Linked DNA regions of Homo sapiens: region 2 is linked to region 1. Evidence: read pairs that join two places in POLR2A ChIA-PET (ENCODE). Cell type or tissue: Caco-2. All regions are shown on one strand. Links, peaks and the distances in the headings refer to the core of each region. The heading gives the core; the rest is flanking DNA.

The links. Peaks named below come from ENCODE experiments on the same cell type or tissue, not always from the same donor. Only the 100,000 strongest peaks of a DNase experiment are listed, where the experiment ranks them.
Region 2: POLR2A ChIA-PET joins it to region 1 with 8 read pairs; 2 of 35 experiments call an interaction of 5 or more read pairs at or near these places.

What each region holds. Positions count from the first base shown.
Region 1 is chr7:100,019,845-100,025,217 of GRCh38, forward strand. It overlaps ZKSCAN1 (zinc finger with KRAB and SCAN domains 1), which reads left to right. Exons shown (of 6, transcript NM_003439.4): 2 at 3,575-4,088; 3 at 4,310-4,463. The coding sequence starts at 3,663. Among named protein-coding and RNA genes, the nearest start is that of ZKSCAN1, 6.9 kb to the left of the region's middle. In Caco-2, for the core only: no CTCF peak of the experiment used is centred there; a DNase peak (open chromatin) is centred at 3,057.
Region 2 is chr7:100,262,114-100,267,486 of GRCh38, forward strand. LOC105375426 (a long non-coding RNA gene) reads right to left here and starts at 5,371. Exons shown (of 2, transcript XR_927809.2): 1 at 4,503-5,371; 2 at 2,754-3,017. It also overlaps the pseudogene CASTOR3P. In Caco-2, for the core only: no CTCF peak of the experiment used is centred there; DNase peaks (open chromatin) are centred at 2,928 and 4,608.

The DNA of each region.
Region 1 (5,373 bases), core at 171-5,170:
GCATTGCACCACCACACCTGGCTAATTTTTGTATTTTTAGTAGAGATGGGGTTTTGCCATGTTATCCAGGCTGGTCTCGAACTCCTGACCTCAGGTTATCTATCTGCCTTGGCCTCCCAAAGTGCTGGGATGACAGGCATGAGCCGCTGCGCTCAGCCTCTCAGTTCTTTATACAGTGAGATGATAAGTGTAGCTACCTGCTAAGATTGTTATGTGGTCAAGTGAAAATGCTTAAATACCCGGTACCTAGAAAGCACTCAGTAAACATTGGCTCTTACTGTTATAGTTATGAGAGGGTTCTTGAACAGTGATAAGAGGCAAGTCGCGTTTTAGCTAGCTTTAAAGGTTAAGTAGGATTTGAAAAGGCAGAGAGGACTGCGGGGGGAAGTCCCAGGCATGGAGTGTGATGTGAGGAAAGGATGGCAGTCAAAATACAAGGCATATATAGGAAATACTGATGAGAGGGCTTTTGTTGCATAGGGAAGGTTTATGGGGGGATTGATGGGAAAAGAAGCTTGAGGGAAAATTGGGACCAGGCACTGGAAAGTATTAACTGCAAGGCTGTAGAGTTTTAGAAAGAATAATCTGAAAGGTGGATTGTGGGAGAGAAGGGAGAAAATGAAGGCAGGGAACCAAAGAAAGGAAGCTGGACTTCATGGAACTAGATTAAAAAAAATAAGTATGGCCTGTAATCCCAGCTACTCAGGAGGCTGAGGCAGGAGAATTACTTGAACCCGAGAGGCGGATGTTGCAGTGAGCTGAGATCATGCCATTGCACTCCAGCCTGGGCGATAGAGCAAGACTCCGTTTCAATATATATGTATATATAATTTTTGTGCTGTTATATGTACATGATCCCTTTTTCACCAAAATTAAGAATATGTTTAGTGAGAGCCATAAAACTAAAAATGCTTTTGCTAGTTTAAAACTCGGTTTAACCCATCATGATAAAGCAGTTTAATGGTCTGTTTCTAAAACTTCAATTTGATGCTTAGTTTTGATGGCTGTAGAGGTGAAAAGAATAAATTCAGAAAGATTTGTAGCTTCAGATGGAAGAATCACAGTGTCAGTTCTGCTTAGTAACTTGTGATTGATCCAACCTATCAACCATGCTGAATTTTTGTTGTTGAAATGCAGGGTATAGTCTTACAAACTAATCAGGTGGTGGCATTTTATATTTTTAACAAATAGGCTTAAGACCCACCTGAAATTCTTCATTTGAAAGATTTTTAAACAGGTTAGAAAATATTTCCAAGTTTCTTTTTTTTTTCCTTTTTTTTTTTTTTTTTTTTTTGAGATGGAGTCTCACTTTGTTACCCAGGCTGGAGTGCAATGGCGTGATCTCAGTTCACTGCAACCTCAGCCTCCTGGGTTCAAGCGATTCTCCTGCCTCAGTCTCCCAAATAGCTGGGATTACAGGCGCCTGCTACCATGCCCAGCTAATTTTTTGTATTTTTAGTAGAGACGGGGTTTCACGATGATGGCCAAGCTGGTCTTGAACTCCTGACCGCAGGTGGCCCCCTGCTCCCTGCCTCAGCCTCCCAAAGTGCTGGTATTACAGGCATGAGCCACCTCACCCAGCCCCAAGTTTCTAAAATGTGAACATAGATGGGTTTTTCCTGGATACTTGACATCATTTTTGGCAGTTAAATTACATAACAATGGAACCATTTCATACAGCTGTTCCTGTAATTGCCCTTTCTTCACACTTTCTTTAAAGAAGCTGATTACTCATTGGTGACTTTTTCTTTGATTTAGACTGACATTGGTTTTTACCTCCTAATGTGGCTAAAACCTTACTCTAGATAGAAGCTTCATCTGTGCCATTTTCTTCTTGTTCACATCTGTTTATATTATTAGTGTGTCCTGTAATTGCAGTTTCTCTATAAGAATCTTTTTTTTTTTTTTTTTCCTTTTCCTGATAGGGCTTTGCTCTGTCACCCAGGCTGGAATGCAGTGGCGTGATCGTAGCTGACTGCAGCCTCAAACTTCTGGTTTCATGCAATCCTCCCACCTTAGCCTCCTGAGTAGCTGTGACTGCAGACACAGTCCCCATGCCCAGCTAATTTTTTTCTTTTTCATAGGGACAGGGTCTTGCTATGTTGCCCAGGCTGGTCTCAAACTTCTGGCTTCAAGCATCCTCCTGCCTCATCCTCCCAAAGGGCTGGAATTATAGGCATGAGCTACCATATCTGGCCACAAGAATCTTTAAAGCTGCTTGTCTCTTTTATGACAGAGTCTCGCTCTGTGGCCAGGATGGAGTGCAGTGGCGCGATCTCGGCTCACTGCAACCTCCGCCTCCTGGGTTCAAGTGATTCTCCTTCCTCAGCCTCCCAAGTAGCTGGGACTACAGGTGCCCGCCACCGCGCCCAGCTAATTTTTCTATTTTTAGTAGAGACAGGGTTTCACCATGTTGACCAGGATGGTCCCGATCTCCTGACCTCGTGATCCGCACGCCTTGGCCTCCCAAAGTTTTGGGATTATAGGCATGAGCCACTGCGCCCAGCCAAAGCTAGATTTAGAAATCCATTATTTCACATAACTGGTCTCAGATAAACCAGTCTACATCACAATGTCTAAAATGAACAACACCTGTGACAGGTCAGCACAGACTAAGTAAGTGTATTAGTGTCAATTTATAGCTTAATTTCTCTCTCTTTTAAGATACAGACATTCCAATTATTTTCTTTCTGTATCCTTTGCGGATCATCTTGTACTTTGGAAACCACAATTTAACTGCCCAAGTCACTCATAAAAATAGCAAAAGTAGCTGGATGGTACAAAAGTAGGTCCCAGGGCTTCAAATTTGGTTGAATATTGACTCCAGTAGGCAGCCACCTACTACTGAGCAAACCTAACCCTCAGTTATGTCATTTGTAAAACAGCACTTAACAGTTTGGCCGACCTGCTAGGGCTGTTGTAGGGACAAAAGAAGATGGTGCGTGTACTGCTTTAAGCCTGGCACCTGGCACTCTGCTAACATTCAGCTCTCTGGGCTGGGCACTGTTAATGCTCCATTTCGTAACCTGCTGTCAACCTGCAGGTAAATCACTCTGACTCCAAGCAAACACCCTGAGGGTGGAGTCGGCCTGTTTGAGGTTTCTGTTTGCAAATCTTGATATATGAAGTGACAGTGGAGATTGTACAGTTTTTTCCTCGATTTGTCAGGATTTTTTTTTTTTTGACGGAGTTTAACTTCTTGTCTCCCAGGTAGGAAGTGCAGTGGCGTAATCTCGGCTCACTACAACCTCCACCTCCTGGGTTCAAGCGTTTCTCCTGCCTCAGCTTTCCGAGTAGCTGGGATTACAGGCGCCTGCCACCATGCCCTGCTGACTTTTGTATTTTTAGTAGAGACGGGGTTTCACCATGTTGGCCAGGCTGGTCTTGAACTCCTGACCGCAGGCGATTGGCCTGCCTCGGCCTCCCAAAGTGCTGAGATTACAGGCGTGAGCCACCACCCCCGGCCTCAGGAGCGTTCTGATAGTGCCTCGATGTGCTGCCTCCTATAAAGTGTTAGCAGCACAGATCACTTTTTGTAAAGGTACGTACTAATGACTTTTTTTTTATACTTCAGGAATAGTAAAGAAACACATCATAAAACCTCCCAGGACATAAAGGTGAGCACAGACCCTGTTTGGATCAAGTCAGTTCCTGGAGCCTGAATGATGACTGCTGAATCACGGGAAGCCACGGGTCTGTCCCCACAGGCTGCACAGGAGAAGGATGGTATCGTAATAGTGAAGGTGGAAGAGGAAGATGAGGAAGACCACATGTGGGGGCAGGATTCCACCCTACAGGACACGCCTCCTCCAGACCCAGAGATATTCCGCCAACGCTTCAGGCGCTTCTGTTACCAGAACACTTTTGGGCCCCGAGAGGCTCTCAGTCGGCTGAAGGAACTTTGTCATCAGTGGCTGCGGCCAGAAATAAACACCAAGGAACAGATCCTGGAGCTTCTGGTGCTAGAGCAGTTTCTTTCCATCCTGCCCAAGGAGCTCCAGGTCTGGCTGCAGGAATACCGCCCCGATAGTGGAGAGGAGGCCGTGACCCTTCTAGAAGACTTGGAGCTTGATTTATCAGGACAACAGGTAAAAAGAGGTGAAACCTATTATGTGTGAGCAGGGCACAGACGTTGAAACTGGAGCCAGGAGAAGTATTGGCAGGCTTTAGGTTATTAGGTGGTTACTCTGTCTTAAAAATGTTCTGGCTTTCTTCCTGCATCCACTGGCATACTCATGGTCTGTTTTTAAATATTTTAATTCCCATTTACAAAGTGATTTACCCACAAGCCCAACCTGTCTGTCTTCAGGTCCCAGGTCAAGTTCATGGACCTGAGATGCTCGCAAGGGGGATGGTGCCTCTGGATCCAGTTCAGGAGTCCTCGAGCTTTGACCTTCATCACGAGGCCACCCAGTCCCACTTCAAACATTCGTCTCGGAAACCCCGCCTCTTACAGTCACGAGGTAAGAAGCAAGGTTTCATTTAGGGGAAGGGAAATGATTCAGGACGAGAGTCTTTGTGCTGCTGAGTGCCTGTGATGAAGAAGCATGTTAGTCCTGGGCAACGTAGCGAGACCCCATCTCTACAAAAAATAGAAAAATTAGCCAGGTATAGTGGCGCACACCTGTGATTCCAGCTACGCAGGAGGCTGAGGTGGGAGGATTGCTTGAGCCCAGGAGGTTGAGGCTGCAGTGAGCTGTAATCATGCCACTACTCCAACCTGGGCAACACAGCAAGGACCCTGTCTCAAAAGCTACTTACAGAAAAGAATTAGGCTCGGCACGGTAGCTCACACCTGTAATCCCAGCACTTTGGGAGGCTGAGGCGGGCAGATCACTTGAGGTCAGGAGTTTGAGACCAGCCTGGCCAACATGGTGAAACCTTGTCTCTACTAAAAATATGAAAATTAGCCAGGCATGGTGGCACATTCCTGTAATCCCAGCTACTCGGGAGGCTGAGGCAGGAGAATCACTTGAACCCAGGAGGTGGAGGTTGCAGTAAGCCGAGATCGTACCACTGTGCTCTAGCCTTGGTGACAGAGCGAGACTGTCTTAAAAAAAAAAAAAAAAAAAAAAGAATTAATTAAAAATTTAAAAAAAAATGAAAAAAAGCTGCATGCTTGTTTTTTGTTTTTAGTTATTCTACATTGTTGTCATTATTACCAAATATTGGGGAAAATACAACTTACAGACCAATCTCAGGAGTTAAATGTTACTACGAAGGCAAATGAACTATGCGTAATGAACCTGGTAGGCATTATTTATTGAATTATCAGCATTCCAGATGTCCAGCACATTTTTAATAGGAAAGTATTGGGAACAGATGTCATTATTTTCAGCCTAGGTTTTAAAACATTTTAGTATGTCATGAATT
Region 2 (5,373 bases), core at 290-5,289, 240 kb after region 1:
AAAACCTACCATCTTAACTATCTTTAAGTGTGCAATTCAATCGTGTTAAGCACGTTTGCAATACGGACAGCAACTGCCACCATCCATCTCTAGAACTCTTCATCTTACCCAACAGGAACTCCATACCCACTAAACACCAACTCCCCAGCTCTTGGCAACCACCATTCTTTCTGTCTCTATGACTCCGGCTACACCAGGTATTTCATACAAGTGGGATCTCATGCAGTATTTGTTCTTTTGTGACTAGTTTATTTCACTCAGCATGATGTCTTCAAGGTTCATTCATGTTGTAGCATGTGTCAGAATTTCCTTCCTTTTTCCCCTCTGAATAATATTCCTCTGTGTGAATACATCCCATTTTGTTGATCTGTTCATCCATCAGTAGACACCTGGGTCACTTCCACCTTTAGGCCTTAGTGAATAAGGTTGCTGTAAATGTGGGTGCATGGCCAGGCGCGGTGGCTCATACCTGTTATCCCAGCACTCTGGGAGGCCGAGGCTGGTGGATCACTTGAGGTCAGGAGTTCAAGACCAGCCTGGGCAACATGATGAAACCCCATCTCTACTAAAAATGCAAAAATTAGCCAGGTGTGGTGGCGTGCACCTGTAATCCCAGCTACTCGGGAGGCTGAGGGACCAGAATCGCTTGAACCCAGGAGATGGAAGTTGCAATGAGCCAAGATCGCACCATTGCACTCCAGCCTGGGTGACAGCAAGACCCTGTCTCAAAAAAAAAAAAAAAAAAAAAAATTGGGGTGTGCAAGCAAAACCTCAGGTTTTCGAGCAGAGATCTAGCTCAGAGGTTGGAGTATGTTCAATGTGTTATGGTGAGGGCAAGCCTGAGTATATATGGCACCTAGACACCAGTTTTCCATTTAGGCCAGGCACCGTAGCTCACACCTGTAATCCCAGCACTTTGGAAGGCTGAGGCAGGAGGATCACTTGGGTCCGGGAGTTCGAGACCAGCCTGGGCAACATAGCAAGACCCCATCTCTACAAAAAAAACAAAAATTATCTGGGTGTAGTGGTGAGTGCTTGCAGTCCCAGCTACTCAGTGGGGCTGAGGCAGGAGGATTGCTGGAGCCTGAGAAATCGAGGCTGGAGTGAGCTGGGATTGCATCACTGCACTCCAACTAGGGTGACACAGTGAGACCCTGTCTCAAGAATTTTTTTCAGGCCAGGTGCGGTGGCTCATGCCTGTAATTCCAGCACTTTGGGGAGGCCGAGGCGGGCGGGTCACGAGGTCAGGAGAGCAAGACCATCCTGGCTCACATGGTGAAACTCCGTCTCTACTAAAAATACAAAAAAATTAGCCGGGCGTGGTGGCAGGTGCCTGTAGTCCCAGCTACTCGGGAGGCTGAGGCAGGAGAATGGTGTGAACCCGGGAGGCAGAGCTTGTGGTGAGCCAAGATCGCACCACTCCACTCCAGCCTGGGGGACAGAGCCAGACTCTGTCTCAAAAAAAAAAAAAAAAAGAATGTTTTTCAAAAAGTTTTAATTTAGCACCGTGGATGGCCCACAGGGACCTTGGACACCCAGAATCCCACTGGCCCAGCGCGGATGCAACTGGGCTGGTTTCTCATACTGCAGATCTGTTATAAGAGAAAACCTTTCCAGCTGTGTGCAGGCTCAGAAGAGACCAATTAAACCTTTTACAAGGTTTTTTTGTTTTTGTTTTTGTTTTTTCTGAGATGGAGTTTCACTCTTGTCGCCCAGGCTGGAGTGTAGTGACATGATTTTGGCTCACTGCAACCTCTGCCTTCTGGGTTCAAGTGATTCTCCTGCCTCAGCCTCCTGAGTAGCTGGGATTACAGGCGCCCGCCACCACGTCGGCTAATTTTTGTATTTTTGGTAGAATCGGGGCTTCACCTTGTTAGCCAGGCTGGTCTCGAACTACTGACCTCAGGTGATGCACCTGCTTGGCCCTCCCACAGGTGCCAGGATTACAGGCGTGAGCCACTGCGCCCAGCTACAACTGACTTTTTTGATCCCTGGGAGATAAGTCAACACCGAGGGACGACCGGTCCTAAGCCCTGGACATGGACCTGGGGGTGAGGACAGAAGGGGATCAGGACCAGCCCTCTCATCCTGCACCCTGAGGCATGGGTGATCCCAGGAAGCCACTCACCAGGCACCAGGGTGGCTTCCTGGAGGAGAGGATGCTGAAGCCGACCTCAAGAAGTGTCTGTGTTAGGTTTAAGGACTCATGAGAGTTCTCTGGCTGGACTAAAGGTAGCATGATCACATAGTCAGGTTTGCCCTATTGTCTGCAGGTTGTTGTTATTATTGTTAAGATGATGATGATGATGATGATGATGATGATGAGACAGAGTCTCATTATGTTGTCCAGGCTGGAGTACAGTGGTGCAATCTCGGCTCACTGCAACCTCTACCTCCTAGGCTCAAGGAATCCTCCCACCTCAGCCTCCTAAGTAGTTGGGATCACAGGCAGGCGCCATCATACCTAGCTAATTTTTTTGTATTTTTTGCAGAGTCGGGGTCCCACCATGTTGCCTCCGCTGGTCTCCAATTCCTGAGCTCAAGCGATCAGCCTAAAGTGCTGGGATTACAGGCTTGCTGGGATTACAGGCATACTGGGATTACAGGCATGAGCCACTGCACTTGGCCAACCTAGTAATTATTTTAAGTACTTCCTGCTATTCTAAAAAATGTTTGTTCCCGTCTCAATGATAAATGGCAGGGTCATTTCATTCCTTATCTGTTGCTACATAACAAATTACCCCAAATCTTAGTGGCTTGAAACAACAACAAACTTTTATTATCTCTCACAGTTCCTATGGGTTAGGAATTTAGGTGTGGCTGAACTTGGCAGTTCAAGGCATTGGCTGGGGCTGCAATCCATTGGAAGGCTTGCCTGGGGCGAAAGGATCTGTTTTCAAAGCCCCGCTCTGCCGGTTGAGGGTGGGATGCCTCAGTTCCTCTCCATATGGGCCTCTCCATGGGGCTGCTTGGGTGTCCTCAGGCCTTGGGGGTTGGTTTCCCACAGAGCAAGGGATCTGGGAGAGAGGGAGCGCCACGCAGAAGCTATCGTTTTGTGCCCTAGCCTCGGAAGTCTTGCGGTATTGCTTTTACCATCTCCTAGTGACTTAGAAGAAAGTAGCCAAGACAGACATTTAAAGGAGAGGGGGGTGGAGGGATCCTAGCTTTTTTTTTTTTTTTTTGACACGGAGTCTGGCTCTGTTGCCCAGGCTGGAATGCAGTGGCGGGATCTCGGCTTCACGCCATTCTCCTGCCTCAGCCTCCTGAGTAGCTGGGAATACAGGCGCCCGCCACCACGCCCAGCTAATTTTTCTATTTTTAGTAGAGACGGGGTTTCACCGTGTTAGCCAGGATGGTCTCGATCTCCTGACCTTGTGATCTGCCCTCCTCGGTCTCCCAAAGTGCTGGGATTACAGGCGTGAGCCACGGCGCCCAGCCGATCCTAGCTTTTAAAACCACCAGCAGCTGGGAGCAGTGGCTCATGCCTGTAATCCCAGCACTTTGGGAAACCAAGAAGGGAGGATCACTTAAGGTCAGGAGTTTGAGACCGGCGTGGACAACAGAGTGAGACCCCCTCTGTACAAAAAAATCTAAAAACTACCACAGTTGGCCAGGTGCAGTGGCTCATGCCTGTAATCCCAGCACGTTGGGAGGCCAAGGCGGGCAGATCACTTGAGGTCAGGAGTTCAAGACCAGCCTGGCCAACTTGGTAAAACCCATCTGAATTAAAAATACAAAAAATTAGCTAGGCATGGTGGTGGTACCTGTAACCTCAGCTACTCAGGAGGCTGAGGCAGGAGCATCACTTCAACCCAGGAGGCAGAGGTTGCAGTGAGCCGAGATCGTGCCACTGTACTCCAGCCTGGGAGACAGAGTGTAACTCCATCTCCAAAAACAAAAGCAAAAGCAAAACAAAACAAAACTACCATGGTTACCTAAAATAGAGCATGTGTTGGGAAGGGAGTAGACAGAGCCAGAGTGGATAGACAGAAGACATCTGATCAAGAAAGAATTCAGGCCGGGAGTGGTGGCTCACGCTTGTAATCCCAGCACTTTGGAAGGCCAAGGTGGGTGGATCACCTGAGGTCAGGAGTTTGAGACCACCCTGGCCAACAAGGCAAAACCCCGTCTCTATTAAAATACAAAAAATTAGCCAGGCATGGTGGTGCATGCCTGCAATCCCAGCTACTCGGGAGGCTGAGGCACAAGAGTCACTTGAACCCAGGAAGCAGAGATTGCATGCAGTGAGCTGAGATCACGCCATTGCATTCCTGCTTGGGTGACAGAGTGAGACCCTGTCTGAAAAAACAAACAAAACCAACAAGGCAGAGATGTGGCCAGGGATTCTGAAGGAATGCATGAAGTCGACCCAGCACCCACTCCAGTTGTGTCCCTCCATCCTCCCGGACTCCCCCCCTGCCCCTGCACTCCCAGCCATGCCCCCTGTGCGGGCCTCTGGTCCTCTCACCCTCTACCTTTGCTGGAGAACACACAGGACTCACGTCTTTTCCTCCCATGGGACAGAAACTCCTTTCGCGCTTCCTATTAGGCCTTGCCTACAGCAGGTACACACTGCTGGGTTTCTGCGTGAACAGAGCATACCAATTTGCACCCACCACAGGACAGCGGCTTGTTCCCTGCAGACACCTTTCTCTTTCCAGCCTCCAGGCGTTTGCTCCTTCAGCCCAGAGGGATGGGGCAGCAATGAGCATTTGGGCTGCCCTAGAGGCAGGAGGCAGGAAGATATCTGGATAGTTCAGGAAAGAGATAAGGACAAAGGAAAAAGTCATAGGAAAAAGATTTGGGAGCTAGGGTTGAGCCAGCCCCTTTCTCTAGGCAGCAGCAGACTATGGCTGTCCTGAGTGGGCACACGCACGGCTCTGGGGCTCACCCTGTACACTCTTCACCCATACCCCTCCCCTGATCCATCTGTACCCACCCACTCCTGTTCTCTGCTTGCTCATCTTGCTTTATCCCCAGCACCTCCTGACATTTTCTCATGCCACCCATCACCCCATTCTTGGATCAGATGATGCCGCCTCCTCTAGGAAGCCTTACTGGCTTGCAGCTCTGTGGTCCTAGAGCATTTTGGCTGCCCCTGCCAGAGGCCTGACACCTAAATGACAGGTGAGGTCCTTGGCTTAGTTCTGTGAGAGCAGTGACAGCATCTCCACTTTCCAGAATCAGGATGCGTTATGTGTGTGTGTAAAAAGTCTTCTAAGCCTGGGCTTTTCTGGCTCTGCCCTCACAAACTGGTGCTGGCCAGTGGCCCCAGGGCCTTCCCAGTTAATGCTTAATGGCTGGGTACAGTGGCTCACACTTGTAATCCAGCACTTTGGGAGTTCCAGGTGTCTTTACTAAAAACACAAAAAT